Regions from separate parts of the Mus musculus genome. Here all the other regions are linked to region 3. The links are chromatin loops, found by intact Hi-C in ENCODE. Cell type or tissue: left cerebral cortex. All regions are shown on one strand. Links, peaks and the distances in the headings refer to the core of each region. The heading gives the core; the rest is flanking DNA. Region 1 has its middle 3.1 kb from the start of Ptbp2. Region 2 overlaps Ptbp2 (polypyrimidine tract binding protein 2). Region 3 has its middle 170 kb from the start of Ptbp2.

Region 1 (5,812 bases), core at 399-5,398, 160 kb before region 3:
GCCTCAGGCTAGCCCGGACTGCAACCCTGCTGCTCTCAGGCTGCTTCCACTCTTCCTTCCAACCTCAAGCTGCATTATTACCACAAAGGACCAATCCCAGGCCCGGCCCGGGCACCCTTCGCCCTCTCAGCTCTAGAGAAAAAGACTTTATAGCTGCATCCTAGACCTCGTTTACAAATTCTTCATCCTCAAAGAGCTTACCCCCCTGGTCAAGATCCATTGCTTAGGAAAATATAACAACATCTCCTAATTAAGGACTGCTCACCAGCTTAGTGTTTGCTTACAAACCTGGAATCAATCAGGCCAAGAGGAAGAAAAGGTGATTCTCATGTGGGTTGGTAATTTTTGTGCATCTGTTAGGAAAAACATATATTCCAAGATCCCTACATGGGAATGGCCACACGCTGAGCGAGCGAGGTGGCAGAAAGCGTTCCTGTATTCCAACATTTGGGGATATGGAAAGAGGAGGCCAATTGAGTTAGCATTAGTTACAGGGGATGAAAATGTTAAAACGGCCTAGACAAAAATCACTTTTCCATAGAACTAAAGGTCTTAATATCATAGAACATGTTTTCCGTTCTTCTTTAATGTATTTGTATCATAGCCCCAGCAACATTTGGTTTCGGAAAATGTTCCCGGCATGCCACTAATGCCAGCACCACCCTTTGCTCTTCCCTACCTCCTCCAGCACTTACCAACTGTGTCTGTCCAGGTGTCCTCCATACCTCCTCCAGATCTGCCGCGTCCCCTTCAAGAAGCCTCTTGCCCTTACCACCTGGAATTTCACCTCACTAAATGGGAGATTGTATATTATTTTTAAAAGATAAGTCAGAACCTGGCCCCAGCTACTCCAGAGGATGAAGAAACTTAGTGAGACCTTGTTTCAAAGGCAATCAACAACAACCACACACATATGTGCACTGTTGTTGCTCTAAGAACGTTTCCAAGCCACCACCTGGTCAAATAGTCTTGATTTGCCTTAGGGATTGTCGATTCTTTTTAAAAATCTAATTTCCGGCAACACCTCCCTTCTATCTATACTTTTGACTTATGATACGTAAAGGCCCCATTATCATTTCCATTAATAATAGTTTTTCATGGGTTGTGGTTTTGTTCACATAGTTTCAACTCAACAATTAAATCTGTATGCTCCCAGAGGGAGGGAGGGAGGGAGGGGATCCAGGATGCATTCTCCATCTTCTTCGCACTGGCACAATCAACACTGATAATTGGTTCTCGTTTTATCTCAGGGAAGACAATCTGGGTCAAGAAGAGCAGAACTTCTGTCAAGTGTCAGATGTTCACTAAACTACAACCTTTTGTTGGTCTTCTAATAAAGTATAAGGGCAAACCACAGCACAGTCAATATGCTGGCTTATTTAAGTCAACACTTCGGTAGGAAATATGTGAGGTAGTTCGCAAGGCAAGACACATAAAGCACTAGATTTTAAAATGTAGTAAAGAAATAAGGGTTTAAAGTTGGGAATGATGCTGATGTATCAGCACACAGCAATAGGCTCCTCTGGACATCTACCTGAGGTTTCTGTTTCAAGCCATTTGTTCAGTGGTAAACCGTGGCTGGGAAATATTAAGTGTAAAATCTAGACATGATTTATAGTTTAAAATTCTGCACCATTCTGAGGTAAAGCATAATGAAATCGCCTCCATCTCACTCTCCAGTCAGGACATGGGTCACCTCTATGTTCAGTGTATCAAGGCTAAACACGCTATCTTCCAGCTAGCTTATTCAATGAACAGGTGTCTTCGATCAGCTTAACTATCATGTTATCTCAAGGTTTGTATGTGCAGGAAGGAGTTCCTTAGTTACCTCAACTCCCAAAGCACGAGAGTAGTGCTCCTGGCAATCCGTATGCCAAGAAAGTGTCATATGTCAAGAAATCGTAAAATGCTTCCCTGGAGGTGAACAAGCAACCAAGTATTTCAAGACAGGAAACATATTCCCATGTCTTTCCTGAGTATGTTTTGTGCAGTTACTCTGTTTTTAGTATTGTTAATCTCTGGCTATGTCTAATATACGAATAGTGTGAGGTTAGCTTATCATACATTGTTTTGGGAAGATGGGCGTACAGAATGAAATAACAGATACAGAGGCTGCTAGCACCTGCAGTTGTAGGCATCTGGTAGCAGGACAAGACTGTAATCCCTGTGTGCTATATACCACAAAAACATATCCATGAAAGCCTGGCTTCGCGTTTGAGATGTTCCATTTGTTAGCTACGTGACACTGGACATGGTCAGCATAACCCAAGGATGAAGTTCATGAAAATGAGATTAAGAGTGACGTCATCATCCAAATTGGTGTCCAGTTGACAGCCTGGCCGCAGTCAATGCTTAAGAAGCGGTGCTGCTATCGCCTTGATTGTTGGTGATTGGTTGTTGTTCCTGTCACTGATACTATTCTCTGCAGAAGGAACAGGCCACACTTTTGGCTTTTGGAACTTCGGAGGCAGCCCGTATCCGTATAGCTGTATCTGTACAGAGATTCTTCACAAAGGTTAAACATGTCAGTAATGAAATTAGATTGGCACTCGTACAAATGAATAAACCAGGGGAAATGTCACCGGCAAATTTGTAAAGTCCCACCCATATGTCAATCTGTGTGCCTGTGTAGGTTAACTAGGGGCTGGATTATTAAACAGTGGAGGATGGCCAACCCTTGTAAATGCCGACTAGATTCAATTCATGTTTATGAAGTCCTAACAGAATAGGGCAATAAAAAGTGAAGTGGCTGGACAGTATTCTTTTCATACCCAGATCTTCTTTCAGTACAGTAATGTGTTCTTTTCCATCCGAATGGTAACTGTTTTGACCTTTCACAGAAAATTTTTCACTTATGTGAACAATCATTAAATCTAAATTTCAGCCTAGGCTAAGCCAAAATAAGGTCTAATACTGATGCAATAAAAGTAAGAAATGGGACCATGTTCACTTCCATAACATTTTATTCTTAGTCTGCTTAGGGTACTGGAGTATCAGTTAGTTTTCCAGTCTAACAAGAGAAATAATAATATACCAATTAATAGTATTTCATTTTTGAAAAGGTAATATGAACTCAAAGTAGAGAAAAGGACATTGAGAAGCTGTCAAAGCTTATGCAAACCCCCTGGAGAAGGGAAACAATCAAAGAGGGGCCATACTAGGTACTAGGTTGCTGGGCACCGAGCATGGGATGTAAAATAGATGTAAAGGCAATAAGTTCCTCTTTATCATGAAGAAAGTTATTCCTAACTGCCCTATAGTAAGGGTTTTACAATTTCCCAAATGTACTTTAACTGCCATGTGGAAAGGGTTTGACAATTTTCCAAATATACTTCAACTCAACTGAAACACGATGCTTATGACTTCAGAACATGTGAACTATGTCCCAGCAAATCTACTAGAAGAAGAAAGAGCATATATTTTAGGATCCTGCTCGCCATCCAGATTCCCTTCGCCGCCCACCTTTCCATTTTACTACATACATTTTTGGATAGGTTCTAATACCGGTATTGACATTGTGATGGTTGATTTAACTGTCAACTGGACACAGTGAGGAGCATCTAGAAGGACAGTCTCAGTGAGGGGCTGTCTACATCAGGTTGGCCTGCAGGCATGTCTGTGGGGGATTGGTTCCATTACAGTAACTGAGTGGGAAGGGGCACCCCACTGTGGTGAGAGCATTGCCTGGGGTTGGGCCCTGGACTGTACGAAGTAGAGCATACTGAGCAGTGAACACAAATGTTTTCACTCTCTCTTCACTTGCACCGTGGATGAACTAGCTGCTTCACATCCCTGTTCCCTTGACATCCCACCAATGATGGACTGTGCAGTGGTTTGAATGAGGACAGACCCCAGAAGGCTCATATATTTGAATACTTGTTCCTCAAATGGCAGAAATGATGGGAAGGATTAGGAGGTGTGGCCTTGTTAGAAGAGGTGTGTCACTGCAGGTAGGCTCTGGGGCCCTGTCTCACTCTCGGCCTCTTGCTTGCAGGTCAGATACAAGGTCTCAGCTATCCCTAAAGAGTCATGTCTGCCTGCATGCCTCTACACTCCCTATCATGATAGCTGTGGGCTCATCCTCTTGAAACTGTAAACAACAATTAAATGCTTCCTATTATATAAGTTGTCTTGGTCAAGGGATCTTTTCACAGCAACAGAACAGTGACTCAGAGTGTCACCTAGAATTGAAAGAGGAATAAACCCTTCTTCTCTGTTAGTTGCTTCTGTTATTATTTTGTCACAGCAATTGAAAGAAATCTAAACTAGGACAAAAATATTCATGTGTTTGTTTTACTCAAAGGTGATGATCATTATGTAGTCAGTATTATCTTGTAACTTAAAACTATTGTCTTAGTCAGGGTTTCTATTCCTGTACAAGCATCATACCAAAAGGCAAGTTGGGGAGGAAAGGGTTTATTCAGCTTACACGTTCCCCATTGCTGTTCATCACTGAAAGAAGTCAGGACTGGAATTCAGGCAGGTCAGGAAGCAGGAGCTGATGCAGAAGCCATGGAGGGATGTTCTTTACTGGCTTGCTTCCTCTGGCTTGCTCAGCCTTCTCTCTTATAAAACTAAGACTACCAGCCCAGAGATGGCACCACCCACAAGGGGACTTCTGCCCTTGATCACTAATTGAGAAAATGCCTTGCAGCTGGATCTCGTGGAGGCATTTCCTCAACTGAAGCTCCTTTCTCTGTGATAATTCCAGCCTGTGTCAAGTTAACACAAAACTAGCCAGTACAATTATGTATCTTTGAGATCTAAGAGATTAAAAATATACAATATAGAGTTTAGAATTGTCTTGTTCTTGCTACATAGCTATGTATTCCACCAAGAAAAAAAATCATACTTTATTTAACTAAATATACTGACAAATCCTTAGGTGGCCTTTATGTTAATTTTGTAAACAATTTTGCAACTAATTTCATTGTTTTTAAGTCACTTCACACTTGAATACATCTGCTAGATGACTGCTATAAATAAAAGAACTAAGTAAAGTGTTTTTAATTCTGAAAGATGATACCAAATTGCCCTACATGGGACTTAAGACCTTGGAGAAAGATTAGCAATTGCTGTTGTAATTAAGTAATTGTCAAAGGCCAACAAGAGAGTGCTCATCAGGTAAAGGTGTTTGCTATCAAGTCTGAGAATTCATGGGATCCAGCTGGCCCACTCATATAAGTTGTCAGATGGCCATGGAGTGTATACACACACACACACACACACACACACACACACACACCACATACACCACATACACCACATACACCACATACACAGAGTAAATAAATAAAACTGCAATCTAAAGGTAAACATATAAAAACAACGATCAAATAGGAAAATGAGCAAAGCACTTGAATAGGATATTAAAAGTTTATACAAAATAAATGAGCACAGATAACATCATCCTCACTTAACAAAGCCCAGGAATACTGTGCTAGGATGCTTTGTTTTGAGCCCCCAAGAGAGACAAGCACAACACTGAGTACTGAGAAAAGAAGAATCTCTTCCATGCTGTCACTGACACATAAAGACAGAATGAAGTTGCTTCTGGGACTGTAGAGATGGCTCAGCAGTTAACAGCACAGCCTGTACCACTCCTTCCTTCGGACAACTTGGGTTTTGTTCCCAGTACTCGTGTTCAATGGCTCACAGCTGTATGCAACTCCAGCTTCAGGGAACCTGACCCCTCTGGCCTCTGAGGGCACCTGCATTTGCCTGCACACACCCCCCCCCCCACACACACACATAGATGTAATGTTAAATAAATATCTTTAAAAAGTGATTCCTCTAGATGCCTTACAGCTAA
Region 2 (5,000 bases), core at 1-5,000, 170 kb before region 3:
AGTATGCCCTTGACATCTAGATAGATAAACACAGTCCACAGCAGAGAAGACAGACATAAAATCATATATAGGAAAGCTTTTTAAGGCAACTTATTTTTGACAAAGCTGCAAGACTAATTAATGAAAGCATTTTCTAGCATTGTTAGAAAAACTGATGTCAATATCTAAAATAAATTTTTTCAATCCACGTTCTCAACCTGTTTTGTGGGACTCTTGACTTTTTCTCTCTTCTCCCTGCTTCTCATACTGTAGTCCTCCTCTCTACCCCCTTATTTCCTTCTAGGTTTTTGATGTGTGTGTGTGTGTGTGTGTGTGTGTCAATGTAACAAAATGCAGAGGTCCTGAAAAACTGTAATTCCCAAATGGAGAAGAGACCTAAGTATTAAACTGGAATGAAAACTCTTAGAAAACAAAAAAGTCATTTTACTTTAGGTAGGAAAGGCTTAAATAGGACAAACTAAACCATCCATAAAAGAAAAAGTTAACTAAAATGGAGTTTAGCAGCGTAACTACTGCTCTTCACAAGTGCTGTATAGAGAATGGAAGGTAATAGAAAATTTGTGCAATCTACTCAATTAATAAAAACAAGTCCAGAATGAAGCCTGACAAAATCCAAACGTAAAACAGTATCTTAGAAACATGGACAAATAAACAAGCTAGATGTGATGGCTATCCGTGATTGTCAACTTGACTAGCCTGGAGTTAACCAAACCCAAGCTGGTGGGTAGACCAGACCCGTAAGGAGTTTTTCTTAATTAATTCACTGGAGGCAGGAAGACCTATCCTACATCTCCATCTTTTGAAGTCAGAAGACCTAACTTCTGGTGCTGGCCAATTTGAAGGGCATGGAGGAGAGACACTTTTGCTTTTTGCCTGTTTGCCTTCGTTCTCAAGGGCAAGTTCATGTATGTTGAAAGGCATTCTTTCACTGGCATTATAGAACCTAGTCCTTCAGGATTCTGATGTGAGCACATGACCAGCTGACAACAGTAGCCTCTTAGACTTAACTATTACTGAATTCTTGAACTTTTGGTCTGGGAGACACCACTGTTAGACTAACAGAACCACAGCTGTGGTCATTTGAATGAAAATGGCCACTAGGCTCAAAGGGAAAGCTATTATTTCAAAGGAGGGTTCCTGGCCTTGTTAGAGGAAGGGTGTCAATGCGGAGGGGCTTCAATTCAAACCAGGTTTGTCTGTGATTCTCTATGTCTCTCTGTGTGTGTCTGTCTCCCTCCCTCTTCCTTCCCTCCCCCGAACCCCCTGCTGCTGCCAGCCAATCCAGATGTAGAACTCTTGGCTTCTTCTCCTGCACTATGTCTACCTGCATGCCACCATGCTTCCTGCCATGACTATAATGAACTAAACCTTTGAATCTTTATGCCAGCCCCAATTAAATGTTTTCCTTATAAGAGTTGTCTCCATCACAGTGTAACTTAACAGCAATAGAAATTCTATGACAACAACCTATAAGCTACTCTAATAATAAAGTCACACACGCGCACACACGCACACACACATGTATATGTAGATATGGGAGGTGGGCATTGATTCTTTCTGTAAATCCTCTTCCTCTAAAGAACCCTAACTATAACTCACCAGTCATGGTGATCTAAGCCTTTAATCCCAGCACTGGGGAGGCAGAGACAGTCAGTCAGACTTCTAGCTGGAGACTAACCTGGTCTATACAGTCAAACCTTGTCTCAAACAAAACAAAAACAAACAAACAAACAAAAAAAAACAAAAGGAAGAAGAGAACAACAGCTGGCAAAAGGCACACTGAAAACACTCATAACAGATACCATACAGAAATAAGAATTAAAACCACAATTAAACTATCACTTCACACCCACTAAACACTAAAAAGCACTGAGAAGTCTCTGGAGGAACTGAAATTTTCATATCCTGGTGGTGGCAAGATGGTGCAACCACTGCGGAAAAGAGGCTGCAGTTTCTCAATTAGTTAAACATATGCCTAACATATGATTCAGCCATTCTTAACAATGGACCCCAAGAGAAATAAAAGCATATGTGCACAAAAAAGTGCAGAAATGATCATAGCAACTTTATAATACCCCCAAACACAAATGCCCACTACAGGTTTTTAGTTACCATATAGCATGATGACACTAAGCAAACAGTGGGGAAGAGAACACTAACACCGTGTAAATAACTTAAAAGCTTCTGCTGAGTGGAATACAACAGAAGACTTCCCTGAGTCCATTCATTTAAAATTCTAAAAATACAAGCGAATCTGCAGTGAAAGCAGATCACTCGCTTCTGGGGAGAGGCAAGGCAAAGGGGACAACAGAGGGGCAGGAGGGCATTCCTATGAGTAACAGGTTTCTACCTCGATTGTAGTAGTGGCTTCGCCCACTCGAGTAAGTGTGTGTAAGTGTGTGTGTGTGTGTGTGTGTGTGTGTGTGTAAATGAGACATTGCATACTTTAAATACGAGTAAGTGTGTGTAAGTGTGTGTGTGTGTGTGTGTGTGTGTGTGTGTAAATGAGACATTGCATACTTTAAATACAGGCAGTTTATGTCATACCAAAATAAAAATTTGAAAAGGTCAGGATTCTACAAAAAATAAGAAATGCATGATAATGTGCAAATCAGTAATTTTTAAAAATGAAAAACTTAACACATCTACACCTAAGCAACTGAACTGTGAATGAAGGAGAAATGGATACTACAGTTTCAATTATTTTAAAAACGCACATAGATTACTTTCTTTACAACTATTTACTTGTAAGAAAGTTTAAGTGCCGTACAAACTGCTGCAAACAATATAAGAATTTAACCAATATAGTAGAAAATGATAAAAAATGAACTTTAACTTTACAAAATTTTATATTAAACATTTTAGAATGGGTAGTGAATATTTTTATACAATTTTCAAGTAACAGACCACAGAGCTATTACTTAACTCATTTTTATAACTTATCCTCTAGTAAAAGACCACAGAGCTATCAGTTAACCCATTTTGACAAAGTACCTTGTAATCATTTATTCTTTTATATAATTCACAGAAGAAATCTATTTGGATAATAACTACAATATCAAGACATTTTGTACTCTTGACCTATTCCTGACTTCAAAGCTCTTAATATCTCAACTTGAAAAACATGACTGTCAATGAAACTAAATGTTCTACACGATATTAAAGCATGGGCCTCTAGATCATTATCATAGAAAACACAGTAACATCTCCTAACCTATTCTGAAGATTAAACCATCATAAACATAATTTTTTAAAGTCCAAGAAAAATACTGAAGGTCAACTTCACTAAACCAGGTACACTTACAGTTCTCCTAAGGGTATTTATATGCATGGGGTTTTATATTTATACTTATAATTAAGGTTGAGGGACAGGAGAAATCCTATTACAGGCTTGGGCATAAGTTAAAAGACAAAGAATCTGTCCTAACAAGGTGGAAAGGCTTGCAACCAACCAATCTGTAATGCACCAAGACACTAAAAGGTCTGTCTATGCCTTCAAGGAAGTGCCAGATGGTAGGCATGGAGTCAATTGTAAGGGCTGAGCAGTTTTTCTACCCAAGAAGTGAGGGAAAAACCTACACACACAAGAAAGCTCTTCAACAACTCAAGCTGGAAGGACTTAAAGCAACTGTGTCCTTCTTCCATGTCAGGACAACTGATTACCAGTGTGATTCATGCCTAGCACACACATTTCACTTTAATCAGAGTCAACTGTTTTAAACTAACACTTTACACTACTTAAAGAGGTTAAAAAAAAATCTGCTTATTATCAAGTAATTAACATACCATGGTCATTATCAATATCCAACTGTACAGTTGTTTATAGACTCTGACTTTACAAATTAAAGGAAATATTTTAAGCTTGGCTTTTGTTGTCAAGGCTAACTGAAATTTTCCACTCTTTACAATGGTACCATATCCAACATCCCCAGTTTCCACGTTACTTTCAAACATAATCTCCTACCTTCACACCAACAGCAACCTCAGTGACAATTCTGTAAAGGAAAAAATAAAAGTGTCAACCTCTTACTCTTCTAATGATCAATGCTTAACTTTAAAACTTTTAAGATCTTTTATAAATTACCCAGGCCCTGGCAATACACAGATGCTCAGTGATAATTTTTTTTAACTATTATTTACCTGGAGGTTTTTTGTTTTTGTTTTTTGTTTTTTTTTTTTTTTAGAAATAATTTTGAACCATTCGACGTTTCAGTCAGTTTATGATCATTTTTAAGAACCTTTAACAGCAAGATGAAAATGCAGAAACACTATACTATTCCTAACGTGCTTATATACTGACATCAGCAACGTTGAGTGAGTTCTTTGGTAACCTAAACAAAATCTGGAAATTGGAAAACTGTCTGGGGATAATTCACATGTCTAAAGCTACATTTCCTGTGGTAAATAATATCCCATTAAGGTAATTTGTGGCAATGATGTTTAAAGCCTTTTTATTATCTCTTCTAAAACACCAGATAACTAACTCTAGACTGATAACCTATTGAATAAACTCGGATTTTACTTTCTTAGACTCGTCAAATCCAGACCCTCAATTTTAATAAAGGTTCATGTTCACTGGGTCTCTTTTCGTGCCCCTTCCTCTCTGTGGGCTGTGAACTGTGGCCCCCTTCTCTGAACAATGAGTTGAACTGGGTCGTTCGGGATGTGGAGTTAACAAGGGCGCGACATTGGTGAGCCTCCTCTTTTCTTCTCACAGCTCTCTCATCTCACTCAGCATCCTCCGGTCTTCACGCCCAGCCTCTCCAAAGATGCAACACGACTCTGATCCATGTTCCATATTTGCTTGGGGGGCTGGTGTGGGGGGGGGGGTGTTTGTTTTTATTTTTGTATTTTTTTTTCCTCCAGAAACTAATCAAAGTAGGGGGCGGGGGAAGGCCAACCCTGTGTGGATTATCTGTTGTCTGCCTTGCGTGGCTTGTGGCCTTTGCCCATGTGACTGATGCTGCCTCTCCAACACTTCATGGGGGTTTGGTTTTGTT
Region 3 (5,812 bases), core at 366-5,365:
CTGCCTCTGAGAGAAGAACGCCATGGGCTAGGTGAGAGGTCTTAGCAGGGCCATGGAGCCTGCCGCAGACGTTTCAGAGAGCTCTGTGTCAGAGCTGAGATTTGAACGGGGTGGAGGAGCTACTGTTTTCAAAGTACACCTCCCAAAGTGGTTGTCGCATCCGCTCTCCACCAGCAAGAACGACACGACCACCAGTTCTTCTAACAACAGTTTATTCAGAAATCTTCAGTCTTCATCTCTCTCCCCTTTCATCTCTCTCCCTCTTCATCTCTCTCCCCCCGAACCCGGGCCTCTCACTCTTATAAACTCCCAGCCCCCATCCACTCACGGCAGGCCATGTCACCTCACCAGGCACGCGGCTTCAGCCAATCAGGGTGGCTTCAGCCAATCAGGGTGGCAGGGGCACGTCTCCACCAAATATGGACTTATTTACGCCACCAGCTCTGCATCCGGCAGGTGCCATCTTTCAGGTGCAGCTCGGGCAGCCCAAGTTGGGGGAGGCCACAGCCTCCCACAAGTGGTGATATGGGAAAAACTTTTATGGGTCACAGTTAAAGAAAGCAGGGCTCCTCCAGGTCTCCCCCCCCCCAAAGGATTAAGATTCTGTTCTCTTGACTTGAATTTACAGCTATGAACAAAGTCAGATGTGAGCAGGGGTCAGGATGTGAGCAGGGGTCAGCAGAGAGAAGGTAATAGATTAACTAATAAAGTGATGCCTGGAAATAGGCAAGGTCTGCTCATGTGTTTTCTCTTTTTCCAGGCCCAGGATGACATAATCCGGAGAGTGTCTTTCTCACAAAGGCATAAAGCATCTTGTGGCTGGTTTGAGGGCACTACTTCTAGGAAAGGGAAGGTTTGTGGATCTTTCAGTCTTTCGTTGGAGGCACTCGATCTTCTCTGTGAATCTGCACCATATTTGCATAATAAAGAAAGCCAGTGGTGGCAATCCATTGTTTCTAACTGACCATATGCTGGATTTCATTGGCTGCTCCCATTGCCTAAGGAGTCCATTTGGTATTCACTCAGATGGTGGTAGCAAGCCTATTGGCATGGAAGAATGATCATACTGTTCAACGGTGCAGAGCTAATGAGCAAGCTCATAGCTCAAGCTCTGGGTTATTCACCCATTATCAGTTACAGTCAACACTAGCACAGCCTGAGGCCTAACAACCACTTACAAGGTATGATTATCCAAGCAGTGAAATCAGTAGGGCTACTCCGTTCACGCTTAACTGCCCTCCCTACCCCCACTGGACTTTTAACTCTTTGAAAACTAGTAATGTGCTTTGTTTATCATTGTTTTATAGGAGAATAGCTCAATTCATGGTCCAAGTAAGTAAATGATAAATGATGATTGATGGAATAACAAGATTTTCCCATTCTCTGGATCTTTTCTTCCCATCCTCTTCCTCCCTCTGCTTTGTACTCGGCATTTCTGCTCTCAGAGCAAGCTGAAGGGTCAGGTTAAGTGTGTATTAGCTTCAGTGAAACCCAAAGTCTCCCATCATGGACTGTACAGGGATTTTAGTAGGTACGATAGTCTAGCCATTCGGGACAGGAGTAAAGATATTCAGAATAGGAGCAGCAAAGGACAGATAAATGTTGTTCTTGGAAAGTACCAGGGCCATCGTCGATACCAAAGGCACAATGATTATGGTTTAAAAATGTTAAGAGTTTGTGTCTGACTCAGATGCTAATATAATGCAGCTTGAACTCCAAAAGAGGATTTGTTCCTTTGTTCCCTTTTGATTATTGGAACCCCTCGAAATGGCAGGCACTGCCTCACCCATTGATAATGTGGAGTAAGGCAAGATCTTTGTCAATGAGTCTGCAGGTCTAGCTGTGACATGTATGTAAATAGTTGCACTGCGTTAACAAGTCAGTGTCTCAAAGGGACAAGAACATCACAAAGTAGAATTTATCATTTACTTTTTGACCCCCTTCCCCTTCCGTCTTCTGAGGCAAATGCTGGGTGAAGGCCACACCTCTTAGGTGGTCATGACGCTTTGGCTCTATCCTCTCTTACAGTTGAGTCACCAAGGAGGGCAGTCATTGGAGATCTTTTACGAGGTGAGGTGGGCCATCCTATTGACAAGTGAGTACTGTCTAAAGCACTTGTTTTTATGAACTTCATTCAACGACCCCCAAACCTTTAACTGGTCAAGCTTTGGTGAGTTCCTGAGATTAAGGATTTAGCAAAACATCTAGGGACAAACAACAAAAGGAAAGATCCTTAGGGATGAATAAGAAGAAAGCAATGTACATAGTCAATGAGACAGTCGTTCCTCCTAAAAATTCTGTAAGTGGGCCTTCCCTGACATGATGGGCTCAGGACAGAACCTTGTCCAACAGTCCCTTTTGCTTATCCATTGTCTTCTTTTCCCTTCACACACCTTTATTAAAAAAGAAAATCCCACCTCCCAAGGTTTGTGGAATGGAATGAAACCCTGGAGGCAGTCAGTGTCTCTAGAAGGCAGAGAGCTGGCTCCTCAGGCGGGTGTCCTGGTTGTTATTAGGTGTGTCTTGTCTCCACCTCCATCCCCCTCCTTCAGGCTTCATCTTTCTTTTCTAGCACAATGAGGATTTAAGAGAGACAGGACAAGAATCCCCTCCTAAGGCTGGGTGGCCAGAAAAAAGTTTTAGGCTTTTATTTTACTTTGTATTTGTTTGTATGTTTGTTTATTTTGGTTTGGTTTTTGCCTTTTCCCATGGAGGACATTAATGGAAAGTGATGCGAGATTTTAGATCTTTGGAGCTTTGCCTCATTAGAGAAGCTCCAGCATTCTCTCCAAGTTCCGGCACTTCTGGCTTCCATCACTTGCACAAACACTGAGAACAAACAAGCCCCCTGCCCCGCCCCCAAATCCATCTCTGCTAGCAGCTCGCAAGCATCTCCTTCTCTCTCCCAGGGCTTTCTCCTAGGACTGAAGATTTATCTTGGCCTTACTTCAGACATTCCCCTCTGCTCTTCCACGGGCTGCGTTCTTCTCCAATGTTTCCTCCCTGCCTCCCTTGGTACTCATTAATTAACTGCTCCTCGCTGTGTGACTAAACGAGAGCCGAGAGCTGTTGTGTTTGGCTATAGAGAGGATTATGACATTTTGCAAACATGAGCGCGCGCGCGCGTGCGCGCATACACACACACACACACACACACACACACACACACACAGACACACACACAGACACACACAGGGGCGGGAGGAAGACGCTGAGGAAAGATCTTGGGTAATATAGGCAAAGGAGATAAACTTACAGGGGAGAAAAAAAAACACCTCTTAAAACCTGTTGAAGCAAGTAACCAAAACAGAAAGAAGAGGGGTGGGGGGACGGGTTGATTATTTGGTGACATTTACTTATTCCGACATGATATTTTAAAAGGCAAATACAGAAGCAGGAACTTGCTATTTAATTGAGGTTCAGGTATTTCAAAGCCTGCTTATCTCTCCAGCCCGTCCGGTGTTTCCATGGTGCCCCCTTTCCGCTTCTATTAGTCTGGAACGTGGGTAGCAAGCTGAGGAACAGTTTTAATGAGTAAATCCTTTTCTACACCAAATTTTATAGATAATTAAATCTGATTTATGGGGCAGGCTTCCGAGACAGTAAGAGAGGGAGGGAAGGAAGGAGAAAGGGGGAGGGGGCCAATTATTTGAGCTCTGAGTGGGCCCCGCTTTGTGTGTGTAGCCTTCCCAGCAGGCACCCTGCTTGGCAGGGTTGGCAAGGCGGTTTGAAAGCATAATGAGCTTCAGGGATGGGCCTGGCCATTTTTTTTTTTTTTTTTTTTTTTTGGTTTGTTTGTTTGTTTGGGGATTTGCTGATTTGGTTTTCATTTTTAGGCAAGGAAGTTCTCTGGTCCCAGTAATAGAACCTTATCTTTATTCTGCACTCTCTCGGTTTTCTTCAAGTTATGTCTAAAGCAAAGCACCTAGGCCCAGGAGTTTCCACATGCGAAACAATATGTCTTAAGCATTGGCTCTGTAGCAGAACAATTCTAGAAGCTGGAGATGCAGCCCTCAGCTATGAAGGCTGTTCAGACATCTGTGTGGGTGTGGTGTGAAGTAGATTCACTCAGTGGAAAAATATACCAACAAAGGGAAGTCTAAAACAGAAAATAGAAAGGATGGGTAGGTGGGAACTGCATCCACCATTTCCCATAGTTTATCATATACCATGTAGTATATAGAGGCAGGTTTGGTTCTAAGGACCATTGTCTATGACCACTTGTAGCTTAAAAGCAACCAAGCCAGTAATGGTTTCTGATGTGCAATGCCCAGGGCAGTGCCTGGACCACAGCCATGTGTATTAATTGACCTTGAAATGCTGTGTGAAGTGGTTGTTTGGTTACTGTCTCATTCCTCGTGACCTTACAGGTCTCTGGTAGCTATTCTACATTTTGATTTGCATCCGTCAATAAAACGAAGATGACACTGGTTTGAGTCACCTGTCCTGTACTACTGGGGATTGTTGCACCCATCAGCACACACAAGACTTTATCAATCAAGCCTCCTAGTTTGACTCCATTTTGAAGGAATATGTTCAACATGGGGCTTTAAAAAGCCAAGATCATTGCCACCATCAGCCACTATTATCACTGTCAATTATCATGAGTGACACATGTGTCGGATACTTTACATAAAAATTTAAAACACAATTAGTGCTGTGAATAAGACACTAAATGGCACACTGCCAAGTTGTGCCCAAATGCTTCGCTTCCATGACAACACTAAGAGAGAACACACAGGCCTGTGGAAAGTGTGTACCTTACTTTTCTTTCGATTTATCTTGTTTCCTGACTGATAAATATCAGCAAGTAATTTTTAAAAAAACTAGAAAGACATACAGAAAATGAAAGTTTAATCCTTAGACCCAACTGCTAACACCTGGCTACTGCTTTCTTGTGTCTGTGTACTATCATGGATGAAGATCTAGTGCTGGACTAGCATAGCTTGGTTTCTCAATCATGCGGTCCATTTTCTTTTCATGTCTACACACACAAGTCTACCTCTATATTTTAAAAACTTTACTGTATTAGCCGTATGGTTGAACAATAGCTCAATCAATTTGTATTTAATATTTGTGTTAGGGATTTAGGGTTAGTTCTTGTGGATGTTTATTAAAATGAACTATATTAACAAACCAGATTTTGCAGTTTTATTCTTTTTATTTTAATGTCAAAACTAATATGTATATACACACACACAGGCAATATATTCACCACATATAATATGTACATGTGCAATCCCCAAGTCATTGGCTTATTTCCTTTCCAATCGTAAAATAAATAAAATCACTCCTTTAGAAACCACACTTGGATAGGCTATGTTATGTAAAGATATGCAAGTGAGGATGGTAGCTATTAGCAAAACTGACTTAAAAAGTACTGCAAATTTTTAAAAAAAGTCTTCATAGATCAAGCCATTATTACACTATTAAATCAGGCTCCCTTGGAGGAAGCAAACCTAAGGACTCAGTTCCTGTCTTAGAAGGATGTTATTAAAATGTCTCTGTGGTTTATTGATTTCTTTAGTTCTGCTTCTTTAAGAATATGGGAGTTGTTAAGAGGACAGAAGCCAGTGCTAGAAGCATTCTTGTCAAGATTGTGTTTGGAAACAGTAAGAGTACTGCACGACTTTCTGAGGATCCCTCATGTTCACCAGGCACACCCATCCTTCTGCTCCCTGTGTTCAGTCTAGCTCTTGTGAGGGGAGGGGCTGCTCTACTTTTCTTAGGAAGAGCCTGGGGTTGAAGCTTAGAGGGTTTTCTCTCACCTAGATCTGTCTTACCGCTAGTGTCTTGTTCTGCTGTGTTTAGG

What was found. Peaks named below come from ENCODE experiments on the same cell type or tissue, not always from the same donor. Only the 100,000 strongest peaks of a DNase experiment are listed, where the experiment ranks them.
Region 1: a loop joins it to region 3, with 6 times the contacts of the local background. A loop is called at or near these places in 3 of 42 quality-filtered maps.
Region 2: it touches region 3 in a loop (2.9-fold over the local background); 3 of 42 quality-filtered maps call a loop at or near these places.

Annotation. Positions count from the first base shown.
Region 1 is chr3:119,783,584-119,789,395 of GRCm38, forward strand. It overlaps a transcript of Ptbp2 not described here. Among named protein-coding and RNA genes, the nearest start is that of Ptbp2, 3.1 kb to the left of the region's middle. In left cerebral cortex, for the core only: no CTCF peak of the experiment used is centred there; no DNase peak of the experiment used is centred there.
Region 2 is chr3:119,777,540-119,782,539 of GRCm38, forward strand. It overlaps Ptbp2 (polypyrimidine tract binding protein 2), which reads right to left. Exons shown (of 14, transcript NM_001310711.1): 2 at 3,965-3,995. Among named protein-coding and RNA genes, the nearest start is that of Ptbp2, 3.3 kb to the right of the region's middle. In left cerebral cortex, for the core only: a CTCF peak has its summit at 1,918; DNase peaks (open chromatin) are centred at 1,954, 3,546 and 4,729; H3K4me3 peaks cover 1,117 bases; H3K27ac peaks cover 408 bases.
Region 3 is chr3:119,946,243-119,952,054 of GRCm38, forward strand. No RefSeq gene overlaps it. Among named protein-coding and RNA genes, the nearest start is that of Ptbp2, 170 kb to the left of the region's middle. In left cerebral cortex, for the core only: no CTCF peak of the experiment used is centred there; DNase peaks (open chromatin) are centred at 3,001, 3,613, 4,039 and 4,655; H3K4me3 peaks cover 295 bases; H3K27ac peaks cover 459 bases.